Linked DNA regions of Mus musculus: region 2 is linked to region 1. A link is a loop called in an ENCODE intact Hi-C map of the cell type or tissue named here. Cell type or tissue: gastrocnemius. All regions are shown on one strand.

Region 1 (8,000 bases):
GTCAAGGTGTCCTGCCAATCTAAATTCAACCTCCAGGGGCCAGGGGAAAGTGGAAGGAAAGGCGGCAGAGTTGTCATCTGACACCCCACTCTCCATCCCACTACTAGACAGAGAGACACACACTAGTAAGAAATTTGATTCTTTCTCCTACATTTGGATAACAGGTGTGCCCCTGTTTAAAGACTCCAACTCACACGTTGAAGACCTATTGTGTGTTCGTTGGACTTTATGCATAGTCTGGCAGGTGAGAGCTATACAAAGCTCCTAAGTCTTGCCTTAGAGCTAAGTGCAGGATGGACCTCAAGAACATGGCCTGGACCACTTAGTCCTTCCTTGGTCAGGGTTCCTAGAGGAGAGCTCCCACCAGGTCTTCAACTTTGCATCCTAAAGAAGTCAGTCTTAAGTGGTTTTCCTTTATCATCAATGCAAGGGTATTGTTGTGGTTGTTTTTGTTGTGTTGGTTGTGGTGTCTGTGTGTGTGTATATGTGTGTGTATTTTGAGAGGTTTCTCTGTGTAGCCCTGGCTGTCCTGGAACTCACTATATAGATCAGGTTGGCCTCGAACTCAGAGATCAGCCTGCCTCTGCCTCCTGAGTGCTGGGATTAAAGGTATGTGTCACATGCCTGGCACAAGGTTTTAACTTAAAACTCTATGTAGCACTGTGGCTGTGGCTGACATTCTTGAGGCCCTGGTCCCATCCTGGGCACCACATGATTTCCGTCTTACAATGGCATTGTGGGTATTAAGATAGGTCAAGGGTGAAAGCGCCTTGGCCCATGCTGTGTCTTGGATGGTTGTTTGTACTCTGCTGAGGAATGTGTAGAGGATGTGAACATTCGGAGATGCCTGTAAGCCTGAGTTCTCACACATCCAGCTGTTCAGTTGATGAAGGACACCAGCTCATTTCCTAAAATCTTTTTTGGATTTTTTTTGCTTTTGTTGTTCACGCATCAGTTTAGACTGATTTTAATTGCATGAATGGTGATGGGGAACCGCCTTTAGACAGAAACCATTGTCTAAAAGTGGAACCACTGTGAAATTTAAAGAGAACAGTTGACTGGACTGGAGGCGGGGACCTGATAGCTCAGTGGGGGCTGTGTGTTCCCAGTCTTCCCAAACTTGATACAATGTTCCCTTCTCCGAAAGGCTCAAGTAGGAACATTTGATTCTAATAAGTATCTGAAAGTGCTATCAGGCCCCCGGCTTTTAAGCTGCTCGTGGGTTTGGCTGATGTAGACTAACTCAGTAGTCAGCTTTCTGGCAGGCAGAATGATTGAGTGGTTAGCCTGGGCTTGTGTCTGTGGTGACGGCGCCATCTCTGTTCCACCAGGAGGCTGAGCCATAACCAATATTTGTAGAGTACCTATTGTATGCTGTGGTGAGACTTATACTGACTACAGCTGGGCCTTGGTTTTCGTCTTTTCCACATGTAGTTTACTTTGGTCATCTGATACTAGTATGTGACATAATCTGTGACTAGCAAGAACACACACACACACACACACACACACACACACACACACACACACACATCCCATATAGACATTCACCTCTGCAGCTCTGAACGTTCATAGCTCCCTGTCAACTTTGTGTTTTAAGTCAGGTGCTTCCATCGTGGTCCTTTGAAGGTCTTGTTAATTGCTTAGAATTGTACTGCCTTTAGTTACTAAGCTTTAAAGACACTGCAGTTGGATGTGGTGGCCCACGGTTGTAGTCTTTTTTTTTTTCTTTCCATTTTTTATTAGGTATTTAGCTCATTTACATTTCCAATGCTATACCAAAAGTCCCCCATACCCACCCACCCCCACTCCCCTACCCACCCACTCCCCCTTTTTGGCCCTGGCGTTCCCCTGTTCTGGGGCATATAAAGTTTGTGTGTCCAATGGGCCTCTCTTTCCAGTGATGGCCGACTAGGCCATCTTTTGATACATATGCAGCTAGAGTCAAGAGCTCCGGGGTACTGGTTAGTTCATAATGTTGATCCACCTATAGGGTTGCAGATCCCTTTAGCTCCTTGGGTACTTTCTCTAGCTCCTCCATTGGGAGCCCTGTGATCCATCCATTAGCTGACTGTGGGGGTTGTAGTCTTGATATCAGCAATGCAGAGGCAGGTGAATCATGAGTTTAAGCCAACCTTGACTATAAAGCGAGACCCAGTCTTAAAAACAAAATCACCATCACCAACAAGATGCATAGGAGCTGAAGGGACAACAGAGTGGTTTGTAACACGTTCTGCTCTTACGGAGGATCCTAGTTCCGTTCCCAGCTGCCACATTGGGCAGCTCATCGCTGTCTGTAACTCTAGCTCCAGGGGTTCCAAGAACTCTTCTGGACTCTGTAGGTACCTGCGTCACATGCACAGCCTCCACTCTATACACATAATTAAAAATAAAAATAGCTCTTTAAAAAAAGGACATATATCTTCCCAGGGATTATTATCTTGCCTTTTCACTTTAAAGTGGAGAGCTTCCTCCTTCACCTTCATTGCATCAGGAAAACACCCCTCGTGGGTTGATGAGCATTGTGGAGAAATATGAAAACAGCCAGCCATTTAAAGCTGAGCGTGTCTGAGCAGGCATGGTGGCACACAGCTTTAATCCCTGCACTGGATGGGCAGAGGCAGGCGGATCTCTGTGAGTCTGAGGTCAGTCACATCTACATAGTGAGTTCCAGGACAGCCAGGGCTTTAAAGTGAGACCCCATCTTTGGGGGGGGGGGGGACACGGAAGCTGAGCATGTCTGCGTCTGACTTTGGGGGGAGTTTGTTCTTTCCGTTTACCACATAGGTCCCTGGGATTGAGCTTGGTGTCCCCTTGCCTACAAACCATCATATTTGATGTTGAGTCATGGAGGAGAAGTTGCTAAGCGTTTTGTGTGTACCCCTCCATCTGTAGGGGATTGCTTCAATCTTAAAATAAGTGACTGTAATGAAGTCTTGGGAAGGTGTGACAGAGCTGACAGTAGCCCAGAGAGGTCTTGGAACTTGTGGCAGTTCCTCTCCCTCGGATTCCGACTGCTAGAATTACAGGCTGGTGCCACTCTGCCAGGCTGCAGCAGAGTCACTTAGAGCAGGTCTTTTCCTTTCTTCCATGATGCTGATGAAGCTCAGCACTGCTCTGGATTTGAACTTGGAACATTTTTAAAGTTTCCATGATTGGTCACAACCTCCCAGATGAGTTTGGAAAACAGATTTTTAAAAAGTATTTTTTTTTTTTTGTACATTTTTTTTTTCCAATGTCTGTGTGTCATTGCATGCGGTACCCATGGAGGCCAGAAGAGGGAGTCAGGTTCCATGGAAATAGAGTTACAGGTGCTTATGAGTGCTGGGTACTGAACTCAAGTGTTCTGCAAAAGTGGCCAGTGCTCGGAACCACCTCTCCAGCCAGCTCCCCACTCCCCCGTTTGTGTGTGTGTGTGTGTGTGTTTGTGTGTGTGTGTGTGTGTGAGAGAGAGAGAGAGAGAGAGAGAGAGACAGAGACAGAGAGACAGAGAGACAGAGAGAGAGCGAGAGAGAGAGACAGACAGACACAGAGAGAGAGAGAGAGAGAGAGAGAGAGAGAGAGAGAGAGAGAGGGAGGGAGAGAGGGAGAGAGAGACCTGTAGGCCACTCACTTGTCCCCAGATCTGTTTACTCTTCTGAGGACGGATTTGCCTCTGGTGTCCTGTCCATCTGTACAGCTACAGAGTTTAGGAAGGAAGTTACATGTAACATTGACTTTGAAAATGTAAACACTCGGGCTGGAGAGATGGCTCAGCGGTTAAGAGCACTGATTGTTCTTCCAGAGGTCCTGAGTTCAAATCCCAGCAACCACATGGTGGCTCACAACCACCCATAATGAGACCTGAAGACAGCTACAATGTACTTACATATAATAAATAAATAAATAAAATCTTTAAAAAAAAAAAAAAAAAAAAAAAAAAAAGAAAATGTAAACACTCGCTGTGTCCCTGGACTTAATAAACCCATCTTACAAAGAAACAAAGAAACCTTGTACCAAACAGAGCACACCCCTGTGGAAGCCCTGGATTCCCAGCCCTTGCAACGAAGTCACGGAAAGTTAAATTCCCTGTACTTTGCTTCCACAGCAGATTTTCTTTTTTAAACTTTGTGCTTAGCCTCCCCCACAAACAAAACACCCACAAACTTGCTGGGGTTTACTTCCTCGGCCTCTGCCTCTGCCGGCCTCTGGCTCCGGGGAGGAAAGGCTCTCCTCACCCCCTGTGCCTCACTGCCCCCGCCTCTTTCTGCTTCCTGCTAATTCTGCAGCGCCTGGAGCCTGAGCCGAGGCTCCAGTGAGCATGCTCACAGCAGCCCTCTACCCCCTCCCAAAAGCAGAGGAAGCTGGTTTACATACGAGTCATACCAAGCATAGCCCGCATGTCAGTGCAGTCAGCTTGCAGCGGGCTGTGAGGGAGAGTGCCTTTGTCCTGAGAAATGTGCTTTGTGTTTTTCTTTTTTACTGCTTTCTTTTTAAACCCCCAAGACGGGCTCGAGAAGTCTTCTGAAATGATTTTTTAAAGCCGAATAGAAGACACAATCAGACACCTTCCACAAGCCCTTGACGGGTTTTGTTTGAGTCTGATTTTTGTGTGTGTGTGTGTGTGTGTATGATTTTTAAAAACCTTTTACATACTTTGTTTTGATCTCCTGAGGCTGGGCCTCTGTCTTCCTGAAGTTTTAGGAGAGCCTGGAGCTACTCAGCTAAGACTGAATTTTGAAACTTTCTCTTTGGGGGTGAAAGCAAAGAACTGTTTTTCTTTGCTAGCCGGACAGATAAATGCTGTTTATGAAGATGGACCTGTTGAACTACCAATACTTGGACAAGATGAACAACAATATCGGCGTTCTGTGCTATGAAGGTAGATGTTCTAGAATGTACTCTTTGCTTTTGTGATGGCCACTCCTCCTTTGGAGGGGGGCTTTGACTGGCTTATGAACATTTTCTTGTCTTTCTTGTGATGGTGGAGCGAGTGGAAAGAGAGTTGTGTACCATTTCAGGACAGTTCGCTTTTGCCCGGCAGGAGGGTGGCAGCCGGGGAGGGCTGGAGGAGACACGCTGTTAAAAGTTTACTTGTGATGTACTAGCAAGGTCTGACAAGATCGTTACATTATAAGTGATTTTTCTCTTTTGATTTTGTTGGCATTTTATGCATAAGTAGGAATTTACAGAAGTAAGGAGAAGTTAAACATGTGGGTGCTGGAGTAGAGGGGAGGGGCCTTGGGACTTATTTTTAAACGTATCACCGTGTACAGTGTTCGGTGTGGACCCTTGCTCTGAATTTCATGTGGTAGAGGAACAACAGCAGAAAGCCACAGTAAGTTGTTGTTTTCCTGAGCCATTGTCTCAGGCATCAAGGGGTTTTTTTCCTGTGAGGTTTGTGGGACTGGCAGGGCCTGGTGTCAGGGAGCCCAGGCCGGGCTCTTTGTCTGCCGCCCCATTTCCTGTGCAGAGAGCTGACAGTGAGACAGGCTCCCTCCAACCCCAGTCCCTGGCAATTACACCATAAGCAGCCGGAAGGCTGAAGAAAGTGGAAAATACCCCCACCCCTAGATTTGCCCATCACCTCCCCTTCCCCTGGGCACTCCCTGTAGTAAGTTAAGCTTCTCTGGAGAAAACCCCAATCCCATCTTTTGGAATCTTACCTACGTGCGATTTGAGACCAGGGTAATGGGGCTGAGTTGTGGCACTGGCCGGGCAGGGAGAGACCTGGGGCTGCCGGGAGTCTTTCCTGGTGTCTTCCTGCTGTGGGCAGCAGGCTCTGGGGTCTCTCACCTAGTAATCCTAGAGAGTTGTCTGCTTTGTCTTGAACAGAAGTTAAAAGAGGGAGCAGAGTTGGTTGTGTTCGTGTAAAAGTTTAAGATCTGCTTCTTAAGTTGTTGAAAACATACCCTTTCTCTCTCAAGCCTGCTTTAAAATTAACTTTATGGGGGAAAAATCTCATTTAAAGGGGTTTTGTTGTTGTTTTGCCTTTTTAAAAATAAGATATCACTTTACTTTGACAAGTTTCCTCTACATATAAAAAGCACCTCAGCTTCTCAGCTTCCAAACCCTCTCGTCTCAAAGGCTGGATTCTCCAGAAGCCACCAGACGCGATTTCTGCTGGGATTCATGCATTGTCTTTAAAAAAAAAAAAAAAAAAAGAAAAGAAAAAAAGAATCCACATCGAAAGCTCAAAACTTTTAATGTGATTTCTTTGTCAACAAATAATCTTTAAAAAACAAAACAGAGTGCCTGGCTGGCCCGGGTGAGGCACGTAGAGGCTGCTAGGACAGTGGTTCCTTCCTTGTGTCCCAGGAGGAAGTTCTGCAGCTCCCCCAGGTGGGTGTGTGGTTCCACAGAAAGCACAAATGCCAACAGTTAGCTGTCCTGTTTCCTTCGATGTTTGGAAGAGCAGACCTAGAAGCTGAGAGCCGAGTGGATGCGTGGGATCCCAGGCTATCATCTGTTTAGTTTAAACATCTGCTCCTGTTTTCCTTATTATGAAAGGTAATATTATTCTAACACCAAAATAAATACACAGGAAATTAAGAAAAGCGCAGCAAAACCTGAGTAGTGCTCAGAGCCAGTTGTTTATGTCCTCTGGTTTCCTCGCTGTAAACACCACACACATCTGGTCTCCACTGCGAGGGCTGTGTGGAAGGATGGGTACCAATCATACATGGCGTTCTCTCCTGTAAACAGTGCGAACACAGCTAAGCCTGGAGGTGCATGCCTTTAATCCCAGCCCAGAGGAGGCAGAGGCAGGTGGATCTCTATGAGTTCCAGGCTAGCCAGTCTACACTCCAGGCCAGTCTATAGTGAGGACAGCCAGGGCTCTATAGACAGCCTGTCTCAAACAAACAAACAAACAAACAAACAAACAAAGCAGAGGAGAAGTTGGTACAGTTTAAATGAGGTACGCTGCAATTGTTTGCATTGAACCTGCCAGCCCTCCAGCGTGCCAGGGCAGTGGTGTGGAACACGTGTGGACGGGGGTAGGTGGCATTTGATTTCATCTGGGGCACAGGCCAGTGTCCTGCCTGTCAGCAGGGGACAGACTCAGTGTTTGTCCCATTGGCTTTAGTAGTGAAGGTGTAGGTGGGAAGCTTCGCTTGTCCAGGTTGGTGCAACGACAACCCTGGATGTGTCAGGGGAACTGTGTCCTCACTGCCTTCCTTCTCTCAGCGGCCGCCACGAGGATGGGCCAGCGCCTACCCTGTAGCACACAAGAACCCCTGCATCTTACTTTTGAATCCACTCTGGGTTGCCTGACCTCCTTGAGGTCTTGGACCAGAGCCTACATTATCTTCTGCTAAATCCACTTTCTCCCACGGAGGTGCCCCATGTACCCAGACCTGTTCTAAATGGCTGGGGCTGCTCCCTGCATGGCAACCCCATCCTGATGCCTGCCTTCATAGTCACTTCGGAGGAGGATTGAAAGGCCAATAAAGGGAAGCAGATACCCCAGTGCTGGTTCTGGGGAGTCTGAGGTATTGAAACAGAAGATCTGTCTAACTCGTGAGAACCAGTTTCTATGCTAATGATGAGTGACTTAGTAGACTTGCTTGTGTTGGTGAATAAGCTCAGAAGCCTCATGGCCTCTTACCACCACGCCCCACAGCTAACCACTGCATCCTGCTTTATGCTTCCAATTGATCCCATGGTACCTACAGAAGCACACTTTTGCCTTTGTGTCCATAAAAGAGACATAGGGCAGCCCCAGCCAGCCCTCCCTTTCCTTTCCCCTTTGAACTCCCAAGCGAGTGAGCGAGTGTACCCACCCCACTGGAAGGTCAGAAGCCTCATGAGGGCAGAGCTGCTGCCTTGGTGACTGGCACAACCCCAAGGCATAGCTCAGGGCCTTCTTGGGCTCCAGGAAGTGGTAAAAGGTCTGCAGGCCTTCCCCCCGGGCTGTGGTCACTGCTGTATAATGCAGTCTTTAATTATAAACTGTTGTGTTTTCTCTAATTAACTCATCACCACAGAGCCAAGCAGGGCCTCAGACATCACTTCATACC
Region 2 (8,000 bases), 110 kb after region 1:
CTGACCTATACCCCAAGTCCAAGTTTTAGTTCCTAAATACCATTACTTAGATGAGGTGTGACTTTGGGCTGGGCACGGAAGGGAAAGATTTTACAAGTACTTTGTACCTGGGTAAGATACAAGTTAGAAGGGTGGAGATTTGGGGGTACAGACTAGAAGGAGGTTTGAGAGAGACTGGATGGAGCCTGTTCCACATCTTGCTGGGGCACTAGTGACACAGATGTACAGGTACAATTCAGTAGCTGTGCAGTTCAGATTCTCATGTTCAAGCACTTACAAGTGTAAAGTCTCCCAAAGGTTCAAGAGAAGGCTTGAACAGTCCCGATAAGCCTGGGCACCAGCTCCTCCCATAAGACTGAAGCCTAGTGGGGTGGATTTCAGTTTCCTAGCATTCAGTAAGGGACCGAAATGCTGTCAGCTTAGGGATTCAAGGTAATTTTACCAACCCAAGTTCTCTGCTCAGCCTCCACCCTCAGTTCCAGCTCTCGGGGAGGCCTAAAGATGGTCTGACTGTCCCTTTGGGCTGGAGGGAGGCACAGCGATATAAGGATGCCAGGCCCCAGATGGTTGCTCTCATACCACTGTAAGAAAAGCTGGCTATGGGGGAAAAGACCTAGGTCTGTGTTTAGTGTCTTTCTTCTTGGGGGCTCTAGACTAAGGGGCAAGAGGTCAGAGGAAGACATTCCAGTCCTCGAGAACCTGGAGGGTGGGGATGAGACAGTGGGGCCTTTAGGCAACAGCAGAGGCATAGAGCAGGCTGTCTGCATAGCTGTCCTGGCAGGCAGGGTACCAGGACCTGCTCCCTTCTCCATTGCCCTAGCATCAACATATCCACCCAGCTCAAAGATAGGCAGAGCCCAGATCACTAAGAATAGGAAGGTTTTTGTGTGTGTGTGTGTGTGTGTGTGTGTGTGTGTGTGATGAGATGCTCAGGAGGAAGGGATCAGCAGCTATCCTACCATGCAGTCTGTTGTGAGAAAAGGCTTAGAGGCAAGGAAGGTGACAGGGACTTACTACCTATGGAGTTCTCAGTGTAGGGTCATGGACTGAGGTCTGATCATTCTGAAAGTAGTGTCCTCATTTCCACAGACAAAGATGCTACAGCTTGCGAGGATGGTGGAACTCATGTTCAGAGGCATAGGCAGACCGCCAGGTCCAGGGGCTCAGCTCTTACTGACCACCAGGCTGGGCTGGTTCTCACAGATGGCATGCTCAGCTCACCAAAGCTCTGGCCAAGTCTGGCACTGTGGAAAGCAGGACTGGACATTCTGCCTTTCCTTGTGCTGCAAATTGCCATCACTTGCAACTTAAGACCATGATAATAGGAGAAATCTAAAGTGAAAACCTGTTACGAAGCCAGGAAACCCCCGAGTTCCAAATCCTGTGCTAGCCATGCAAGCTTCCATTTTCCTAAGAGACATACATAAAACCTAAAATGCACAGCAAATATACAGCAGGAGAGATGGCTTGGTGGTTAAGAGCTCTGACTGCTCTTCCAGAGGACCTGCCCCCATGAGTGTCTATAATGGGTTCCAGGATATCCCATGCCCTCTGGTGGCCTGTTTGAGCACTGCATGCACATGGTGTTTTCACACACACACACACACACACACACACACACACACACACACTCACACACACACACACACACAGAGGCAAAACATACACAAAATAAAACGTAAGTATAGCAATACATGATGAACTCTGACATAAAAAAAGTAGAAGGATTTTTTTTCCACTATGGTAAAATATACCACTGTGTGATGCATACATGACATTTAAGTTATTTTTTAAGTGCACAGTTTTGTGTCATTAAAAAACATTCACAGTGCTGTGCCCGTGTAACACCATCCCCCTCCAGAATTTTCTCTTCCTCAGCTGTCAGTCCCCACCTGCTGAGTACAAGACTTCTGTCTCCAATAGTAGATAGCATAGGGCTTTGTACAGAGAACTCCAAGAACCGGTCAAAAATACTCAGTGAGAAAACCTGATCTTATAATTATACAAGATGACAGCATTGCCAAGAAGAAAAAAGATCAACTCTCATCTACCATAAATAAAACAGATTAAAGGGAGTCCGTTTCCCCCATAACTAACGAGCAGTGGCTGCACTGTGAGAACAGTGTAATTTATGGCTTGTTTGCAGTTTTGGCATCAACTCCAATCATCTGCTATGACCGAGGCCTCTTGCTTTCTTCAGACATGTTAGCAGGTGGTAGCTGGGTCTGATGCCTCAGGGGTGGGGAGAGGAATGGGGGGGAGAGGCCAGTCAGTCAGTGTTCAGCTGCTAGCTGAGCTCTCAAGTGCATAAGGCCCTCCTGTCCTCGACACAATTCTCCACCATGGAAAGCTGTCCTTGGCAGAGCTGTGGACCTGACAGTGACCTTGGGATAGAAATCTACTAAGGTGGCTTGGGTAAGCAAGGCTTTCTCAGGTCCACTACACGCAGTTCTGGTTTGGAGAGAAGACAAAGGACTTCCCAGCATCTTTAGGAGATATGGGGAACCACGAATAAGAAGTCATTTGATCCCATTTGTAGATGCCAACAAGTGCTTACTGACAGAAGCCTGTTTTAGCTGTCTCTGGAGAGGTTCTGCCAGTGCCTGACAAACACAGAGGTGGATCCTCGCAGCCTACCATTGGACTGAGCACAGGGTCTCCAATGAAGGAGCTAGAGAAAGGACTCAAGGAACTGACGGGGTTAACCGCTTCATAGGAGGAACAACAATATGAACTAACCAGTAACCCCAGAGCTACCAGGGACTAAATCACCAACCAAAGAATACACATGGTGGGACTCATGGCTCTAGCTGGATATGTAGCAGAGGATGGCCTATTTGGTCATCAATGGGAGCAGAGGGCCTTGGTCCTGTGAAGGCTTTATGCCCCAGTGTAGGGGAATTCCAGGGCCAGGAAGCAGATGTAGGTGGGTTGGTAAGCAGGGGGACAGGGGAAGGGATAGGGGGTTTTCAGAAGGGAAACTAGGAAAGGGGACATTTGAAATGTAAATAGGCCGGGCAGTGGCATGCCTTTAGTCCCAGCACTTGGGAGGCAGAGGAAAGCTGATTTCTGAGTTCGAGGCCAGCTTGGTCTACAGAGTGAGTTTCAGGACAGCTAGGGCTACACAAAGAAACCCTGTCTCGAAAAACAAAAAACAAAAAAACAAAAAAACAAAAAAAAAAAAAGAAAGAAAGAAAGAGAGAGAGAGAGAAATGTAAATAAAGTAAATATCAAATAATAATAATAACAAAGTCATTCGATGAATTCTAGGGCACACAAAATCCTCAAAATCTTGGGCAAGTGCCTTCCTTCACTTCAGTATTTTGTCATTTGGAAGGATATATAGTCCTGCTGTTGATGGTGACATGAAAGTGATCTATGTGAGAGGAACTGAGCTTTTAAAAATAACAAGGAAAATCAGACACACACACACATACACACACCCCACACACACTCATGCACAAGCACGGGCAAGCAGAATGGTGACAACGGGGTGGATCTCCTGTGGCTTTCACTTGCCAAAACGCCAGTGTTGGTGTCTTCAGCTTTTGAACTGTCTACCAGGGCTGGCTGAAGTTTACCCTCCCTGTTTTGGGGACATGCATCACTTTGGGCTGGGAAAGCAGGCTGAGCTAGCTGGCCCCAGGAAGTGGGGCGCCCTGCTTCAGAAGTGGGGCCTGGTGGCCTGCTGGGCTTCAGATGGAACTTTATGGAATTTGGATTTGAGGCTGGCACTGGGCACTCTGCTGTCATATGGTCTGTGGCCTTTCCAAGGACAACTCTATAAAACAAAAATACTTTATTGCTGTGACCTTTGACATCTACAATTGCACAGACACAGCAATCTCTAACAACATTTAATTCCAACCCAGTTTACCTGAAGAGAATTAGTTCCAAATATGTTCACTTTGCTTTCTGAAAAACTCCAGTCTTTGCTGAGGCGTTGGTGTGTTTGCTGGGTGCCAAACTGTTACTTCACATATGTGAAAAGAAAATTGGCACCAGGTCTACATGAACTAAACTCCTGGCAAGGGCAACGCTGGAGCTTGCCATTGAGAAGATTAGATTCCCAAGAAACTTCTCGGGCCATAGCCAAAATCCACAAATTCAAAAAGAGCCTGTGTGTGTGCAAATATCCACACATGAGGAGATGCTGGCTGCGCCCTGTGTGTTCAGCTTGGAGGTCTATTAGTCACTCGAGTTACCTGGAGCTTAGACAGCTCAGCTGTACACATTAAATACTTAGTGAATAATAAACATGCATTAATAAGAGAAATGGGAAATTGAGAATGACTATTTTTATTCAAGCCTGAGCTTGTATTGCAACTGTCTTCCTTATTAGCCCAGTAAATAGGGCACTTCATATACTCCTTGTAAGCAAGACTGGTTAAATCATGTTTGGAGTGTGTGTGACTTTCAGTTGCTGTTCCGTTCTTTCAAGCCTCTTACTCTTAAAAAGTCTTTTACAGGCGTTTTGCCTTTGTAGCCACAGCTTCAAAGGAGGAAGCAAACCAAGAGTCAGAATGTTGTCATTCAGACTCTTAGAAGTCATCCCAAGTGTTGAGGTGGTTGTAGACAGCACTTCCTAGAACCCCAAATTCCACATGGCGCAGTGCTAGCACAGCTATGACACCAAAGCCAGGGTAGGACACATCTCTAACTCCTCTTGGTTTGTCTCTTTGTGATCCTCTCCCTAGACCATAGAGAGGGACTTGGGGATTGGGGACCAATTCAGATGAGACAAGAGCATCATTTGAAATGCATGTGGGAACTTCTTTGCTTTTAAACTTGGGTTTAACAAGGTGGAATGTTTCTAAGTGAAATGTCAAAATTTGCTTTGGAATACATCTAGAGAATTTTGGGGATTACAGGTTGACATTTTCAGGTTAATTTCTATTTTACTAACAATCACAGACTTTTCTCAGTCACTGGGATACCACTTACAGGAAGAAATCAGTGTTTCTAACTAATGGGCCTGCCAACCCCAGGACTCCATCTTCCATGCCCTACCCACAAGAATAACATGTGGTCCAGTCTGGATCCATCGCATATACTGTTTCCATGGACATGGGATTAATCAAGAAGTAGATATGCAACTGGATGGGGCCAATCTAGGTCCTTTCTGACTTTTCCCTTCTCTTATTTTCTTGTTCTTCCCTCCCTTCCTCCTTTTAGAAGTACCAGGGATTGAACCTCGGGCCTTATGTAAGCCAGGCGAGTTCTCTACCATGGAGTTACATCCCTAGCTTCTGGACATTGATGAATAGAAGGTAGAGTCTGCTGCTCTCCACCAAGCAACCTATGACTGCGGATGGTTAAATCCTCTGCCATGGAAAAAAGGCTAGGTGACTCCCTTCAGAATGAAGCCCCACACATAGAGGCTCAGCTGAGATCCACAGAGAACCAAGTAAAGATCCTGGAGCCCTGGTTTCCTGCTGCTCTTTTAATCCATGAGCAGATTCAACATATGACATTTCCATAAGCAAAGATATTTTGCTCAGGTTGGTTAAAATGTGTCACGACTAGAAGGGTCTGAGTTAAGTAGGGCCTCTGCTTGTGGCAGGAGCACACTGGTCTGTATAATGAGTACCACTGGTCACTAACACCCACTGTAGGGTAGCAGCATCCCCAGAACAGTCCAAAGTCAGTGCCGAGGCTGGGGACATAGATCAGTGGACAAAACCCTTGCCTCACAAATGTGAGAACTGAATTTGGATCCCTACAACCCATGTAAAGCCCAAGTGGTAGTAAGTCTCTATAATTCCAGTGCTTTTGCTGTGAGATGGAAGGTAGGGATGGGAGAGTCCCATCAACTCATGGGCCAGCTAATCTCTGGTATGCAGCAGCCAATAAGAGCTCCTGTCTCAAGTAGGTGAGGACTGATGCCCAAGGTAGTCCACTGGCTGCCATACTAGTGTGTGCACATGAAGATTTAAAAATTTCCCATGCTGTGTTAACAATAATAACGAGTATAAAAACATTTATATAGCTATTTTATATAAATATACTACTAACCTGAAATGTGTTTATTGATTCAGGAGTTTGGAGCATAAACACTCTTGCCTACATCTTATTTTATCACCTTTGTTCATTTACCTTGTGGAACAAGAAAGGCTAAGAGCCAGATTAGAACAACATGAAAGCATCCACTCAGAGAAAGCTTGAGCCTCTCTGTCTATGTGTTTATATCAGCTTCCTCCCCACCTCACTAAGGCCAAGGATCTAGAAGATGCTGGCAGGTACCAGCACGCTCCCTTTGAATCACACCACCGGACTGCTTCAATAACTGATTGCCAGATGAATAATTATAATCAAGTGCTCATTGTGCTAACAATCACTTAATGACTGCCATCCGAAAACACAGTAATAAACAGAGCTTTAATGAAGAAAACGGGAGAGGGGCCAGGGTTTTATGGCGGTTTGCTTAAAGGGAAAGAAAGCCATAATCTGTGTTTAAGATTCAAAGAGGCCTTTAATCCACATACTCCACGTTAAATGAGGGAGTGGAGTCATGTTTTGATCAAAAGTTACTGCATGCATAAAAGAAAGAAACATAAATGTCCCTTTAGGAAAAAGCTCCAGTAAATTACATTAAGTGAGTGTTTGTGACCATTTGCTTGGGGTTGGAGGGGGTGCCAAAATGGGGGGAGAAAGAGAAAAACATCTGATTTTAATTTTGGACAAGAATACTTGGCCAAAATCAAATAAATGGGAAGAGGATTTGATTTGTCTTATATCATTGAGAATACAGCGAGTTATGGCTCCGTCCACCTCACAGCAGACATCCTTCTGCTTGCCCCATTTCTTTTTCCACTCTTTCCTTGCTAGGCCAGGACTACATCTCTGGGAAGCCTGACTATATTCTAGCAAGAATTCTTCATTGAATGACTTAGCAGCTCTCAGGTCTGGTGAGCAGTGCAGTGCTTGGCTAAAGGCTGGGTGGAGGAGTAAAGACCACCGTGTTTTCATGGGACAGCAGGCAGCTCCAGCCCTTGCTGAAGTGGGGGTGGGGTGGAAGGGACTGGCTGTCACAGGCTCCTGGAAATATAGACATTTTCTGCAAGCTGATATGTTTGGCAAGGGCCAAACACCACAGGCTCAAAACACTTGGCCATTCCAAGTTCTTTCAAGGCCTAGGAGGAGGCAAAGCAAACCCTAAACCAGGAACTCTTCCTACAGCTGAAGCCAGATGCAGACCCCGGGTTGCTCCCTGTGCCTTAGTGTGCTGAGACATGGAGCTGACCCACAGATCCACATGGCAGTGGGGCTTTAGAGCCTGCCAGTCCTTGGGAAGTCACAATGACTCTGAGCATCTGGAGAGAATTCAACCCACTGAAGCTTTGGATTGTCACAGAGTGGACATTCAAGACCAAGTAGGCTTCTGTGACACTCCTGAAATAGCCCAGAATGTCAGGACCCAGGATGGATATGTGTATGTGACATAAAGGTACAAAAATAAGCTGAGGTCAGAGAAAAAATAATCACCTGCTAGCCTGGGGTGAACAACAGACACAGGCAAAGCTGGAGTCTCCAAGAACATGCTATCTTTGCTTTGACCTAGGAAAGGGTGAAGGAATTCATTTCTGCCACAGGGACATTTTTGTGACATTTTGTTGTTGCCAAGGTACAACCAAAACATACCAATAACTCTCTAACAAAGGACTTTTATTTGGAAACAGAGACTATGACTGCAGTCCAGACACCAACCCAGGGTGAAGAAATCTGTGGCTTTTTTAAGGATAGAGGAAGCATGCAGTTAGTTAGTGGCACTTCAGGTACTTTAAGGAGGTCTGACTGGCAATGACTATGGAGCGCAGTGGTAGAACGGCCTAGCCTGTGTGTTCCTAGATTCTATTCCTAGCACTGGTAGGTATAGGTATTTGTCTTAAGGTCACTATGGTTTTGTCATCAATTGCTAACTACAGTCTTAAAAGTAGGGCTAGTAGCTTCTCTGACAGGCACTTGGGGGACTCCCTGAAGTAGGTGTCCCTGATCTGACC

The links. A loop is a pair of places that touch in the nucleus more often than their neighbours do. Peaks named below come from ENCODE experiments on the same cell type or tissue, not always from the same donor. Only the 100,000 strongest peaks of a DNase experiment are listed, where the experiment ranks them.
Region 2: it touches region 1 in a loop (8-fold over the local background); 8 of 42 quality-filtered maps call a loop at or near these places.

What each region holds. Positions count from the first base shown.
Region 1 is chr6:114,918,178-114,926,177 of GRCm38, reverse strand. Vgll4 (vestigial like family member 4) reads left to right here and starts at 4,357. Exons shown (of 5, transcript NM_177683.3): 1 at 4,357-4,861. The coding sequence starts at 4,780. In gastrocnemius, CTCF peaks have their summits at 3,255 (motif pointing right) and 6,332; DNase peaks (open chromatin) are centred at 4,280 and 5,485; H3K4me3 peaks cover 4,102 bases; H3K27ac peaks cover 4,451 bases.
Region 2 is chr6:114,808,611-114,816,610 of GRCm38, reverse strand. All of the region lies in intron 18 of Atg7 (autophagy related 7), which reads right to left. Among named protein-coding and RNA genes, the nearest start is that of Gm52917, 78 kb to the right of the region's middle. In gastrocnemius, a CTCF peak has its summit at 1,522 (motif pointing left); DNase peaks (open chromatin) are centred at 2,268, 3,619, 4,063, 7,057 and 3 more places; H3K27ac peaks cover 7,326 bases.